3 separate regions of the Homo sapiens genome follow, and all the other regions are linked to region 1. Evidence: chromatin contacts called from ENCODE Hi-C or POLR2A ChIA-PET data. All regions are on one chromosome and are shown on one strand. The core of a region is the stretch at or near the end of the contact, and the rest is flanking DNA. Distances in the headings are between cores, read along the strand shown.

Region 1 (4,612 bases), core at 2,008-4,507:
AGCGATAGACTGAGGTGTACCAAACAGAAGAACCCTTGCTTTTCAAGGGAACCCTTTCGCTTGCTGCTTACCCCTGTCTGCTTCCAGGGGTATTCCTAGGTCTCTCAGTTGCTCGAGCAACTAAACCTAACCAACTTCTCTACTAAACCTAACGTTTTGTAAAGATTTGAAAGGAAAATCACTCTGAACAAAGAGTAGTCCCTGCTTTGGTATACCAGTAGCACCTGTGAAGACAGGTGGCCCCAGAAGTTTTCTGGGACCCTCTGAATTGGTAGGAGAGGGGCACCAGTTAATCAGAGGCACAGACAGGGAGGAGCAGGGTTGCTCCTGTTCCTGCAGCAGTATCCATTTCTGGGACCCACTTTCCAAACCACCCCCCCGAATTCTAACAGCAGGAGACACACACACACACATACCCTCAGGCTCTACATCACCTCTGCCTCCTTCAAGACCACCCTTAATATTCATTTTAACCAGATTTTGCCTGAATAAAAACGTGAAGGGGAAGAAAAGGTGCCCCAGTGTGTTTTCCCCTAGGAAAATCCCTACTGGTAACTAGTCTTATTTGCTCAATAAACAAAATCTTAGGCTGGGAACTGAAGGTCAGCACAAGCAGCATCTGCGGGTGTGCACCGGGGCTCTGGGGCCCTGTAACATTTGCGCGTGTACCTGGGGGAAGGGGTGCTGCATCGGCCCGCCCCCCGCAGCCACCCGCCGCAGCAGTGGTCACCGAGTCAGGGTGTGGGGAGGTGGAAATGAAATGCATAATTCATAGGCCGCTGTGGTGTCCAGTCTGTGGGAGGGGTGGTAATTACAGAACTGAGAAATGAGGCTGCAGCGGGCAAGTCACCTCTAGGTTAGAGGCTGCTATGATAGATGGCCTGCATTGTTCTCTTTCTGACCTTTTTCTGAACTTCCCCTTAGAAGAACAGAGGAAATATGGTGCTGCCTTTTCCCATATTGTTTTTGAATAATACCTTCAGACGCCAGCTTTTAGAGTTTCTGTTCTTCCGTTTGGGGTTTTGCTTCCCCCTCCACCCGCCCAATGCCTTGCTTCTTTCCATAGAAAAATCGAATCACTAATGACTTTATCCTAGTATTAATGGTAAATACAGACTACACAAATATTTGTCCACACTGAACACAATACATACGGGGAAAGGAAAAAAAAAACCCGCAGCACCCTCTCCCTCCTTCTGCTCCGCCCTCCACTGCCAAGCAAGACAATCCCAAGAGCCGTCCTCCGTCCTCCGTAATGATGCAGACGGGGCTGATGAGAAGGGTGGGGGGCGTTGCTCGGTAGGAAGTGATGGAACCTAAGCTCTGGCTTGCAGAATAGAATCGTTTTAACCGGACGTGAAGGTGCAAGCAGGAATGATGCTCACTCCCATGTAAGCTATTGATGCTATCCCGGGGGGATAAAGTAACAAGGCTGGGGACTGTGTGCCGTATTCCCTTCATCAGCCTTTCCACTGTGTAACCCGAAAGCCGCAACGTCGTTTCCCTCCACGCTTCTCTCTGCCGCTAGTGATTTCCTGGTCTGAACTGTGACTCCCTAGTGATGGCCTGTAACTTTGGGTTCTGTGATCATCTGAAGTCTATCAACCTCTATATAGTCAGGGAAACCCAGAAGAGGGAAGAGGGAAGATTTCTGTTTGATTTTCACACAAGCAAGACTTACTAAAGAGTTAGGCAGAATTGTTCACTTAGCCTTCAATTCAAAATTGAATCTCAGGTTGAAACTTTGGGGTATGTGGGGTTGTTTTGTTTTTTGAAAAATGTACCCCTTTTGAGGCCAAATGAAAAGGAACTAGACAGTTCTGTGTCAGAGCCTTTCAGACTGGGGGTGGAATTTGGTTAGCTCCATTTAGCGGGTTAATGTTGATTGAACTCCTGCTGTGTGCATCACCACCCTGAGCTGTGTGGCAGCTGAGCACTTCCCTGGGAAGCAAATATAGGTTCTGTCTCCTCAAGGAACTTTTGATCTCTTGGGGGAATCCAGGACAAGCCTAAATACAACCATACAAAGACCTACTTACACAGCTGACACTACAGAGACAGGCCTGCCAGGCAGGCCCTCGCTGATTTCCAGTGATGCCACAAAACTTTTCTTCCTTGGCAAAAAAGAAACTAAGCTGTTCATACCAATGATCACTGTCATTCTTTCAAACATCTCACAGGTTTTTTTATGGGTTTAATTGCTTATGGGTTTTTTTTAATTGAATTTTCAAAATCTCCCTAGCTGCCTCCTCCCTATCTCCACTTATTCTCTCTTCTTCTTCAGGTAGGTAAATAGTATCTCCTTTATCACCTGCTTTTCACCCACTATTCCTCAGCATATATATAGATATCTAGATAGATAGATATAGATAGATGATAGATAGATACAAACTCCCTATGTCAAGCTTCTCCTATTAAAAAGTGGAGCTTTATAGGTTTCTATTCACATTTCACCATTGAAATCCTTATTATCAGAGAAGAACTAAAAGAGCCACTTATTTCCTTAAAAGTAAATAAACAGTAAGAAATCCCAGTTTTCACTTCTTCTTCACACAATCAGCTACTCAGTTCAGCAAACATCTGTGTATTGGGTATTTACTGTTCTTAGCACAGTGCTTGGCGGTAGGAAAGAAGATAATGAAACCACAGCTTCTTCCAGCTCATGAGTGTGAACAATGACACCCAATGTCTGCAGACACCGACCCTCTCACCCCAGTAGACAAGGCTGTACGCTGGGTGCTGTGAGGTGTACAGAGATCAGTCATGCACAGGCCATGGCCTCGGGATGCTTCCAGTCTAGGAGCTGATTATAGATGATTCTTATTTAAAAAAAAAAAAAAAAACTATCAGTGCAAGGATGAGTGAAAGAGCTGAATTGGCAGTAGAGACATAGTTAGCGTTGTAGGAATAGAGCACAGGAGGGAGCCTCAGTCAGCAGGGAGTGCTAGAGCAGGTAAGGTTTGAGTAGAAAGCTTCAAAGGCTTTCCATGAGAGCCAGGCCAGACATGCTTTCCACAGGGCCACTGACAGAGGTGCGGAGGGGAAGCCTGGGTGTGCTCAGGGAGAGTCTGGGACCACCAAGAGTCTCAGGTGCTGCCTCACCGCCCCTCACTCTTTCTTCTCTGACTTCCCTCAAGAGTCCCTCCCTCCCTTCCTCCTGCCTTCCTTTCTTCCCTTCTCCACCCAAAGCCCCAGCTGATGTGTGACAGCTCCCTGATTCCATAAGCTGGTTAGCTCAGTTGGCTGGAGTAGTGTTTGGGGCTCACGAGAACAAAATGAGCATTCTCATCTCTTTTGCTGAATGTTGCTCCGTTCCAAAGGCACTGTAGGAGAGTCCCTGTTCTTGGACTACAAAGAGGCCCCATTGTTAGGATAAGAAAACTGGTTAATGAGAAGATGGAGCAGTGGTATCCTCATCTGAAAACTTTCTTTTCTTTCTTTCCTTTTTTTTTTTTTTTTTTTTAAGACAAGGTCTTACTCTGTCACCCAGGCTGGAGTGCAGTGGCGTGATCACAGCTCACTGCAGCCTCGACTTCCCAGGCTTATGCCATCCTCTTACCTCAGCCTCCTGAGTAGCTGGGACTACAGGTGTGTACAACCACTCCTGGCTAATTTTTTAAAAAATTTTTTGTAGGGACGGAGTCTTACTATGTTGCCCAGGCTACTCTTGAACTCCTGGCCTCAAGTGATCCTCCCGCCTTGGCTTCCCAAAGTGCTGGCAGTGCATGGGTGAGCCACCGCACCAGCCTTAAGGGAACCGTTTGTTCCCTTACCCAGTGGGTCGCGTCCCTCTGTCTCCATGGAAGTTGAAGGTTCAGGTGGCTTTCCGAGCCTGTGTCTGTTGCACTTCAGCGCCCCCTAGTGGGAGGTGTAAAGAGCCAGCTTAGTATTTCCTCTGTGACCCAAACACAAGAAGGCAAACTTTGGTTTGGTTTGGTTTGGTTTGTTCTTTTTCAGCTCCTTTAAGAAAAGTTGAGTGTTGGAAGGTTTCCCCTGAGTAAGCTGCCCTTGGCTGGAGACCTGGAGTTTATGCCCATTTTGTTTGGCAAGATCTTCTTGTTCCTAACTCCTGCTGGAATAACCAACCAGTCACCGTGAGAGCTCGCTCTTGTCCGGACCACAGCAGGTCCTAACCAGGAGTGCTGTGAGCAGACGGGCCATGGCCACATTTACTCTGTGGATGCTCCCTGCTCTAAAATTGGGTAAAAAACATACCCTCAGTGAGTCCTGTTTTGCTGGTTTGATGGCGTGCACGTCTCCAGAGAGCAAGGCCAGCCTCATCCACCTGGCTCCCCTCACCGCACTCACACCTGCCTGCTTAGAGTCAGGCCGCATCCTGTACTTACAGGATCAGAGCCTACTCCATCGGCCAGGAGTAGTGGCTTTATTTGGAAAGTTGCTTAGGTAGGGTATTAGTGGGTTTCGGCCCTGCTTTCTCAGTAGTTTTCCACCTAACACACAGTGCAGTGGGGGAGACCTCCTCAGACGATACCTGTTTTATTGGAATATCCCTTAGGCTGCAATGGAAATTCACTCTCTAACTTGTGTTTGACATTTTTACTGAGTGGGTTCCTTTTCATAGCTCAAGTTTCTGGCTTCTGTTCTCTTAATT
Region 2 (4,282 bases), core at 398-2,897, 660 kb before region 1:
GTGCCAGGATTACAGGTATAAGCCACTGTGCTTGGCCTAATCTGCAATCATTATTCCAAGTTCTTGCCACTACCCTTAAGCAGGTTCTATGTGAGTGGTCCTCCTGATCTGCAGTGGACTGCTGCTTTAACTTGGCTGAATAACAACTATTATACCACACCCTTGTGTCCTGCAATGCAGTTTAGACACATGAGAAAATAGTACGAACCTCAGCCCAGTTCAGTGGCTCATGCCTGTAGTCTCAACACTTTGGGAGACCAAGGTGGGAGGATCACTTGAGCCCAGGAGTTCGAGACCAGCCTGGCCAACATAATGAGACTCTATCTCTACTAAAAAAATAAAAAAAATAAAAAAATAATTGACCAGGCATGGTGGTGCATACCTGTGGTCCTAGCTACTCGGGAGGGAGGATAGGAGGTCCAGGCTGCAGTGAGCTGTGATCATGTCACTGCACTCCAGCCTGGGTGACAGAGCAAGACTCTGTCTCAAAAAGAAAAAAGAAAAAAAGCCGGGCATGGTGGCTCATGCTTGTAATCCCAGCACTTTGGGAGGCCAAGACAGGTGGGATCACCTGAGATCAGGAGTTCAAGACCAGCCTGGCCAACATGGTGAGACCCTGTCTCTACTAAAAATACAAAAATTAGCTGGGCATAGTGGTGGATGGCTGTAATCCCAGCTACTTGGGAGGCTGAGGCAGGAAGATTGCTTGAATCCGGGAGGCGGAGGTTGCGGTGAGCTGAGATTGCGCCATTGCACTCCAGCCTTGGTGACAGAGCGAGACTCCGTCACACACACACACACACACACACACACACACACACACACACACACACAAAAGAGGATATAGAACCAGCCCTGTAGATTTTGTGCCAGCTCTCAGGGGACTTCCTGCACCACTTGGACTATCATTCTTCCAGATCAGGTGTCCCCAGGGATCGTCTGCAGTGGTTACAAACAACACTTCACAAAATGTTAATAGCCACGAATCTATTTTAATGTGTATTAGAAAAAAATATGGCTGGGCATGGTGGCTCATACCTGTAATCTCAGCACTTTGGGAGGGCGAAGTGGGCAGATCACTTGAGCCCAGGAGTTCAAGACCAGCCTAGGTGACATGGCAAAATTCTGGCTCTACAAAAACACAAAAATTAGCCAGGTGTAGTGGCATACGCCTGTAGTCCCAGCTACTTGGGAGGCTGAGGTGGGAGGATGGCTTGAGCCTGGGGGGCAGAGGTTGCCATGAGCTGAGATAGTGCCACTGCACTCCAGCTTGGGCAACAGAGTGACACCCTGTCTCAAAAAGAAAAATTATAACATGCACATAAAACCTGAGACATGCATTTCTTTTCAAAAGTCATCAAAGTTAAAAAGTGAGTCCTATTTAGAGACTATTAACCAAGTAACTCTAGGAGGCAGTGTGTGACTACGGAGAACACCCTGAAGGCCTAAAACCCCTTATGGGGAGGCTCTGAAGGCCACCCCAAGCCCTTTCATTTTTCACTCCTCCATCTTCATTACTCCTTCTCTCTCCAAGTTCTTCATCTTCTGGGCCTGTTTCTCCTTCCCTTCCTCCCTCTAAGCTTCTCTGGTGGTGCCCTGGGTTTTAACAGGGAGAAGGAAAGAGGCTCACATTTAGTGATCATGAATTACTTGCTAGAAGGTCACAGATGTAAGGCAGATACTGTCTACTAGTGGGGCTTTGGGTGATTTCTCTGGAGTACTTTTTGAATTTGCATGTGTGAGTCACCTGAAGATCTGGTTAAAGTGCAGATTCTAGCCCAGATGGTCTGGAGTGGGGCTGAGATGTTTTCATTTCTAGCAATCTCCAAATGATGCTGCGGTGGTTGGTTCGTGGGCCACACTTGGAGTCACAAAGGTTGATCATGGAGCTCTATTTCTTTTTTCCTTTTTTCCTTTTTTTTTTTTTTTTTTTTTGAGATGCACTCTTGCTCTGTCGCCCAGGCTAGAGTGCAGTGGCGCAATCTCAGCTCACTGCAACCTCCCCGCCTCCCGAGTTCAAGAGATTCTCCTGTCTCAGCCTCCTGAGTAGCTGGGACTACAGGCGCATGCCACCACGCTCAGCTAATTTTTTGTAATTTTAGTAGAGGCGGGGTTTCACCATATTGGTCAGGCTGGTCTCGAACTCCTGACCTCAGGTGATCCACCCACGTCGGCCTCCCAAAGTGCTGAGATTACAGGCGTGAGGCACTGCGCTAGGCCATGGAGCTCTATTTCTTTAGAGAACTAAGAACAGAGAAATACATATTTTAGGAAGAGGATGAGTTCTGAAACCACCTCTATCATCTGCAGTGAAGCCAATTATTAAGAACACTTAAGAGTCTAGCATGTTTTGCTCTCTGGAAGAAATATAAGATGGTTCCTTTATACTGACCAAGGCAGTTTGTAATGAAAACTGTTGGCTCAACTTGTTGCTAGGGTACCGCTGGGGAACTGGCACACAGAAAATCTGTAACCTAATGTGATTGTGTGGGAACTAATGAGCTCTGAACATGACAGGCAGGGAGGGTTCTGCTTCCCTCCTTTGCTCAGGTGATGGGCTAACACCCATGTCCAATTAGGCAAACCTGGCATGTGTAGCCATTCGGGGCTGCTGCAGAGCTGTTTCTCTGGGTAGAGAAAATTGGATTGTTGAATTGTTCCAAATATATTGGTATGCTCCCGTCTCCCATCCATTTGGTTATGATAACCAGACCTGCAGACACGTTCTGAGGGTTAGAATAGCTCCAGCATTTAGAAAACAAGCCAGCCAAATACAAAAGGACCCAGATTGAGGTTATATGAAAATTGATGGACGTGATTCAGGACCTTGCTATTTTAAATGAAATGACCTTCACCTGAAGAGATCAGAGGGCGACGCTATTAAGAGGTGTTGCACTTTTACAGTATTCTTTCTGTTAGGGCAGAAAAACTTATGGAAGGAAAAAGGCAAAGTGAATCACCTTTTCTTAAGATTCAGCTGGAACCAGACACTTAGCAAAAGTGATGCTCTGCAGCTGACACAAGTAGCCACATGATTGTGGAATGATAGTGCTCCAAAATGTTCTTGGGGGCTGGATGTGGGGGCTCACACCTGTAATCCCAGCACTTTGGGAGGCCAAGGCAGGCACATCACTCGAGGTCAGGAGTTCGAGACCAGCCTGGCCAACATGGGGAAACTCCGTCTCTACTAAAAATACAAAAATTAGTCAGGTGTGGTGGCAGGTGCCTGTAATGCCAACTACTCGGGAGGCTGAGGCAGGAGGATTGCTTGAACCTGGGAGGCGGAGGTTGCAGTGAGCCGAGATTGCACCACTGCACTCCAGCCTGGGTGACAGAGGGAGGCTCTGTCTCAAAAAAACAAACAAACAAAAAAATTATTGGGTATTACTGAGCATGATGGTGTTTAATTTTGGGAGGGGATGGGGGTAGTTATTCCGGACTCCCTTCCCCTCGAATACACACATGCATAATCTTCCATATAATTTCCAGGGATTAATGGATTCCCTGGGAGATCCAGGGATTTCAGGTTAGAAACCTCTGATGTAATACATTTCCTCCTTTTCAGAGATGAGAAAATCAAGGCCCAGAAAGAAGGTGACTGACTATTGGTCTCAGCAACACTGACAGTGAACAAATCAAACAAGAAGGCAGGCACGGTGGCTGATGCCTGTAATCCTGTCATTTTGGGAGATGGAGGCGGGTGGATCACTTAAGCCCAGGAGTTCAAGACAAGCCTGGGGAACATGGCAAAGCCCTGTCTCTACAAAAAATACAAAAACTAGCCAGGTGTGGTGGCACGCATCTGTAGTCCCAGCTACTGGGAAGGCTGAGAGGTGGGAGGATCACTTGAGCCCTGGAGGTTGAGGCTGCAGTGAGCCATGATTGCACCACTGCCCTCCAGCCTGGGCGACAGAGTGAGACCTTGTCTCAAAAATATTTTAAAAATTAAACAAACAAGAGGGCTTAAGTGTCACAACCATCAATGGGGAAAGTGTCCGTGCATAATTTATTTCTGGAAGCCCTGAGAAGAACAAGCATCAACAGCTTTCTGAGAGACTTATAACTTTTAGCTGAGGGAATCTCAATATTTAACCAAATAACACTTGAAGAAAAGCAGAAATCATCGAGACAGCAGCTCCTGGGAACTAGGTTTTATGATGTGTTCTAAAGACATAAGCGAGAAGCCTGCTGTCACTTGTTAGCTGTGTGCTGAAGTGCAGTTTGGGGTGTCTTTAGGGCAGGTAATAAATTCCTTTCAGAGATTGAAATCACATACCAACGT
Region 3 (4,312 bases), core at 513-3,012, 680 kb before region 1:
GGGTAGCCAGTTCTCATCTTTCTCTAGGGCCAGAGTCCCAAGGGTGAGCAGAATTGTCAGACCTGCACCTTTGTGTGGAAACCACCTGTGTCCCGTTCCTGCTGTTGGGCTGTGGCCCCACAGGGATGTCCAGGCCAGCCTGGCTGACTGGCCTTGCCCTGGGGTCTTAGCCTCTCTCTAGGGGGCCTTCTGTACTAGATTTACCTTTTTATTTTTTTTGAGATGGAGTTTTGCTCTTGTCGCCCAGGCTGGAGTGCAGTGGTGCGATCTCAGCTCACTGCAACCTCCACCTCCTGAGTTCAAGCGATTCTCCTGCCTCAGCCTCCCGTGTAGCTGGGAGGTGCCTGCCACCATGCCTAGCTAATTTTGTATTTTTAGTAGAGATGGGGTTTCACCATGTTGCCCAGGCTGGTCTTGAACTCCTGACCTCAGGTGATCCACCCACCTTGGCCTCCCAAAGTGTTGGGATTACAAGTGTGAGCCTCCGCACCCGGCCTAGGTTTGCCTTTCTAAACAGCACCTCTTTACTCTTTTTCCCTCATCTTCTGTTTGAGTCTAAGAGTTGCACCATCCACTTGATAAACTGCTGCCTTGGTGTTTCTCCCCCAATTCTGTGTCTGCACAGTCAGCGGAGGTGTGACTGTTTCACGTGCCCGGCTGACCCAGGTCTGCCTTGGGTCCCTGCTCGGGCACCCCTCTTTCTAACAAATGTTGAATTAACCTTGAATGAGATTGTTGCTTCTAAAATGCCATTGGTCAGCTTTTTACTGCTTGTTCTTGCCCTCTGTTTAAGGAATTTTTTTTTCTTTTTGTCCTTTCAGGAATTAAATAAAAAGTAGCAAAATTGTTTGAAACTGTTTTCAATCCCCTTTATCACTGTGGCACAGGAAGCTGTCATCTCAGAAATTCATTGGCAGAGAAACACAGATAAAAGGGCTACCCTGTTGGACAGGAATGTTCTTTTGGATTTAATGGGATAATTGTATTTAGGTAAAACCTTTCATCTGAGGACTTCAAAGGCCTTTACCTTGTTTAGTAGTTATTATCACACCCTACAGAGTGACATTAGGGTACCACACTCCTAGATATTTTTTGTGTGTGTGCATTTGTTTATTTATTTAGCATTTTGCTTGTTTTCTTAGGCTCACCATGGAAAGCCTCAGGAACCTAACAGCACTGCAGTTGATTTCCATTAAAAAATAGTACCTAACAAATAGCAGACGTAACTGGCCTCTGTGTCCTAGAATGACGAATGAAGATGTTAATAGGGTTATAAAATAAAGAGCAACCATTCTGGAGCCAGGAAGGCGGGGCTGCGAGGGGCAACAGTCGTGACCAAAGTACTGGTGGCAGAGAGCGCTCCTTCCCCACACGCCCCAGTGGGTTTTACTTTTATTGGTTCTACTCAGGTTCCGAAAAGAGATTATTCTGTGAACAAGCTCTTGGAGAGAGTGTAGAGCCTCATAATCCTCCTTAACAGATTTTTTTTTTTTTTGAGACAGAATCTCGCTCCGTTGCCCAGGCTGGGGTGCAGTGGTGCAATCTCAGCTCAGTGCAGCCTCTGCCTCCTGGGTTCAAGCGATTCTTGTGCCTCAGCCTCCAGAGTAGCTGGGATTACAGGCATCTGCCACCATGCCCGGCTAACTTTTGTATTTTTAGTAGAAAACAGGGTTTCACCATGTTGCCCAGGCTGGTCTCAAACTCCTGACCGCAGGTGATCCACCTGCCTAAGCCTCCCAAAGTGCTGAGATTATAGGCGTGAACCACGGCGCCTGACCAACAGATCTTTTGAGAAGCAAGCCTGTGTCATGACCTGAGGGAGGATCCCTAACTTCCTGCCCCCACCCTCCCAGCCCCAGGCTCTGCAATCCGTGAGAGGCCATTGGCACAGCCTCTGGATAAAGGGGTTGGATTGGTGGTGAAGGGAAGAAGCTTTCAGAGAAATCTTGGCAAGAGTGGCCATGGGGTGCCCAGTGCTGTCCCCTTTGCTGTCCCCTTCCACACGCATCTGGTCTTGGCACAGCCATGTCACTGTCTACCAGCTTCTTTAATGCTTCAGGGTCGTGGTGGTTGTGAGAGAGAAGGAGATTTTTATACCGTTGGTTATGTTTTCCTTCCCAAAGAAGCAGTTCTTGGCCTGTGAAAACCCTTTCCCCGTGGCGGACCATTCATACCTCTTGGCTCAGCAGGGGGAGACAAAGTCCCAGACACTGCCTGCTGCACTTGTTTGAAGGAAAGTGCTGCACGCTCTTTATTTCAGTCTCACTTTATATCCGTTTGTTTAGATGTCCTCCTGGCTAGTTATTCTCTCTCTGTTTCCCCTCTGTGTAAGTCCTCGGTTCCCTCCCCTGGCCTCCTATTTCCGCTGGTAACCTCCCAGTCCCTTATACTGGAAGATGCAGAGGACCTGGAGATCGTCCACTGAGACAGTTCAGCCTCAAAATCCCTGACTCAGCCTGTGCTAAAGTCTCAGAAGACGTGGGTCCTTAACTTCACTCGAAATCTCACTCCCTTAAATTAGCTTCTGTCCACCTTTTTCTTCAGTCTTTATGTCTCCAGACCTCTGAATTGAGTCAGTGGAGGGAGGAGAGACCTTCAGTCACCCCCTTCACCTCTCACAGCTGTCATCCCTCTACTACCAATGTTGAACAGATTCTCCGAATGGACAGTCCACCTATGGAAAACCACATTATTTTCCAGCAACTCTTCCTTCCATCATCTGGAATCCAGCTTTGAACTGAGTTTAGAGCTCAGTCGGCTTCCTCCCTCTCTCGTGTGTGAATTCCTTTGTGTTGTCTCTACCAGCTGGCCACTAACCTGTCCGCGGAAACTGTCCCCTTTCAAGGACCAGAGCATGCTCTCCCGGGGAAGCCATTCCATTGTTGGAGAGCTCCCATGGTTAGAACGGTCTTTATCCTATTCACTGGGGATCTCATGATTTCTTCCATTGGTTCTAGGAAAAAGCAACACAAATGTATATTTTCTCTTGAGATACGTGTGTGTGTGTGTATGTATATTTATGTGTGTGTATATATATATAAAATATATAAAATATACAGTTTTTTCCTTATTTACATTGAAGGGCTAACTCAATATATTTGAAGACAACTTCCGTCTTTCCCTTTGAAAAGCTTTTTAGGGCCAGGCGCGGTGGCTCATGCCTGTAATCCCAGCACTTTGGGAGGCTGAGGCGGGTGGATTGCTTGAGGTCAGGAGTTTGAGACCAGCCTGACCAACATGGCAAAACCCCGTCTCTACTAAAAATGCAAAAATTAGCTGGGCGTGGTGGCGGGCGCCTGTAATCCCAGCTATTTGGGAGGCTGAGGCAGATGAATTGCTTGAACCTGGGAGGTGGAGGAGGAGGTTGCAGGGAGCCGAGATCACGCCACTCCACTCCAGCCTGGGTGACAGAGCGAGACTCTCTCTCTCAAAAAAAAAAAAAAAAAAAGCTTTTTCAAAATGTGATTGAAACACTTCCCCCACTATTGCTTTCTGATCAAACTGGGAGGTCCCAGTTCTTCCCTTTTGAAATTGTTGAGTACCTTCTCATTCTTTGAACGCTACTGATCTTTCCCAACTTGATTTCCTCTTTCCTCCTAATCCTCAATCCCAAGAAACTCTCTAGGCAAAATTCTTTCATTTTCTGTGTTTCAGAGATTCTTGTTCATACTCAACCTTGTCTTCACCAGTCTACAAAACTCTAGAAAGGTCTACATTCTAATCGTTAAAAAAAAAAAAAAAAAAACAAAAAAACAAAAAACTCCTAGTACAGTGCCTGGTAAACAGGAGGTAGAACATTACTTAATGTTTAATTTTCTCTGTTCTTGCTCTAGTGCTTCCTTAGAAAGTTCACTTTTTAATATTTCTTAAAATCTACAAATGACTACCAAATATTTAGCCCTAGCCCCAATTTGTTACTCATTTTCCAGTCTTAGGTTCCCTGGAGATCACTAGGATATCCCAATTTAATATAGCTAGTTTTCTCCAGTCCCTGCAAACCTGCCGCCTAGTGTATCGTATAGGAAATAGTATAACTTTCCTAGTGGTCTTTGTTCAGTAAGCTGCTTGAAATGATTTTGAGGAACCTTAGGAATCGAGCCATGTCTGGATTCTCATTCATGGAGTCGTTCTGATTCCTGGACCACGGGCCCTCAACTGGGCCATGATTCTCACGCTTTCTGGTTTCTCCTTAACTATCGGGGCAGCCCAGTCTTTCAATTCCCCCAGGCTCTCAGCCGCAAGGATCATTTTTGGCACATCTTTCTCTTTTCATGTAGTCAGCCTCCAGGTGTTGCTGATTCTTTCTCCTCCT

Evidence for each region. A loop is a pair of places that touch in the nucleus more often than their neighbours do. ChIA-PET counts read pairs that join two places held with the same protein, here RNA polymerase II (POLR2A). Pooled maps may share reads with other maps.
Region 2: a loop to region 1 is called in a map of CD4-positive, alpha-beta memory T cell, with 18 times the contacts of the local background. The contact joins two enhancer-like sites. A Hi-C loop is called at or near these places in 2 of 168 maps with a recorded cell type or tissue (CD4-positive, alpha-beta memory T cell and naive thymus-derived CD4-positive, alpha-beta T cell) and 8 of 50 pooled maps. POLR2A ChIA-PET finds 5 or more read pairs at or near these places in 1 of 52 experiments (naive thymus-derived CD8-positive, alpha-beta T cell).
Region 3: a map of PC-9 shows a loop between it and region 1 (16-fold over the local background). The contact joins two enhancer-like sites. A Hi-C loop is called at or near these places in 7 of 168 maps with a recorded cell type or tissue (CD4-positive, alpha-beta T cell, CD8-positive, alpha-beta T cell, K562 and 2 more), 2 of 37 single-sample maps with no recorded cell type and 10 of 50 pooled maps. POLR2A ChIA-PET finds 5 or more read pairs at or near these places in 1 of 52 experiments (K562).

What each region holds. Positions count from the first base shown.
Region 1 is chr7:139,645,351-139,649,962 of GRCh38, reverse strand. All of the region lies in intron 2 of HIPK2 (homeodomain interacting protein kinase 2), which reads left to right. Among named protein-coding and RNA genes, the nearest start is that of CLEC2L, 120 kb to the right of the region's middle. RefSeq lists an enhancer at 348-617. Within about 2 kb of position 3,257, at least 6 of the 41 ENCODE cell types and tissues checked have a DNase peak (open chromatin) inside an H3K27ac peak, as active enhancers do.
Region 2 is chr7:140,301,841-140,306,122 of GRCh38, reverse strand. LOC124901758 (a long non-coding RNA gene) reads left to right here. Exons shown (of 2, transcript XR_007060560.1): 2 at 3,566-4,282. Among named protein-coding and RNA genes, the nearest start is that of SLC37A3, 95 kb to the left of the region's middle. Within about 2 kb of position 1,647, at least 3 of the 41 ENCODE cell types and tissues checked have a DNase peak (open chromatin) inside an H3K27ac peak, as active enhancers do.
Region 3 is chr7:140,324,327-140,328,638 of GRCh38, reverse strand. No RefSeq gene overlaps it. Among named protein-coding and RNA genes, the nearest start is that of SLC37A3, 72 kb to the left of the region's middle. Within about 2 kb of position 1,762, at least 5 of the 41 ENCODE cell types and tissues checked have a DNase peak (open chromatin) inside an H3K27ac peak, as active enhancers do.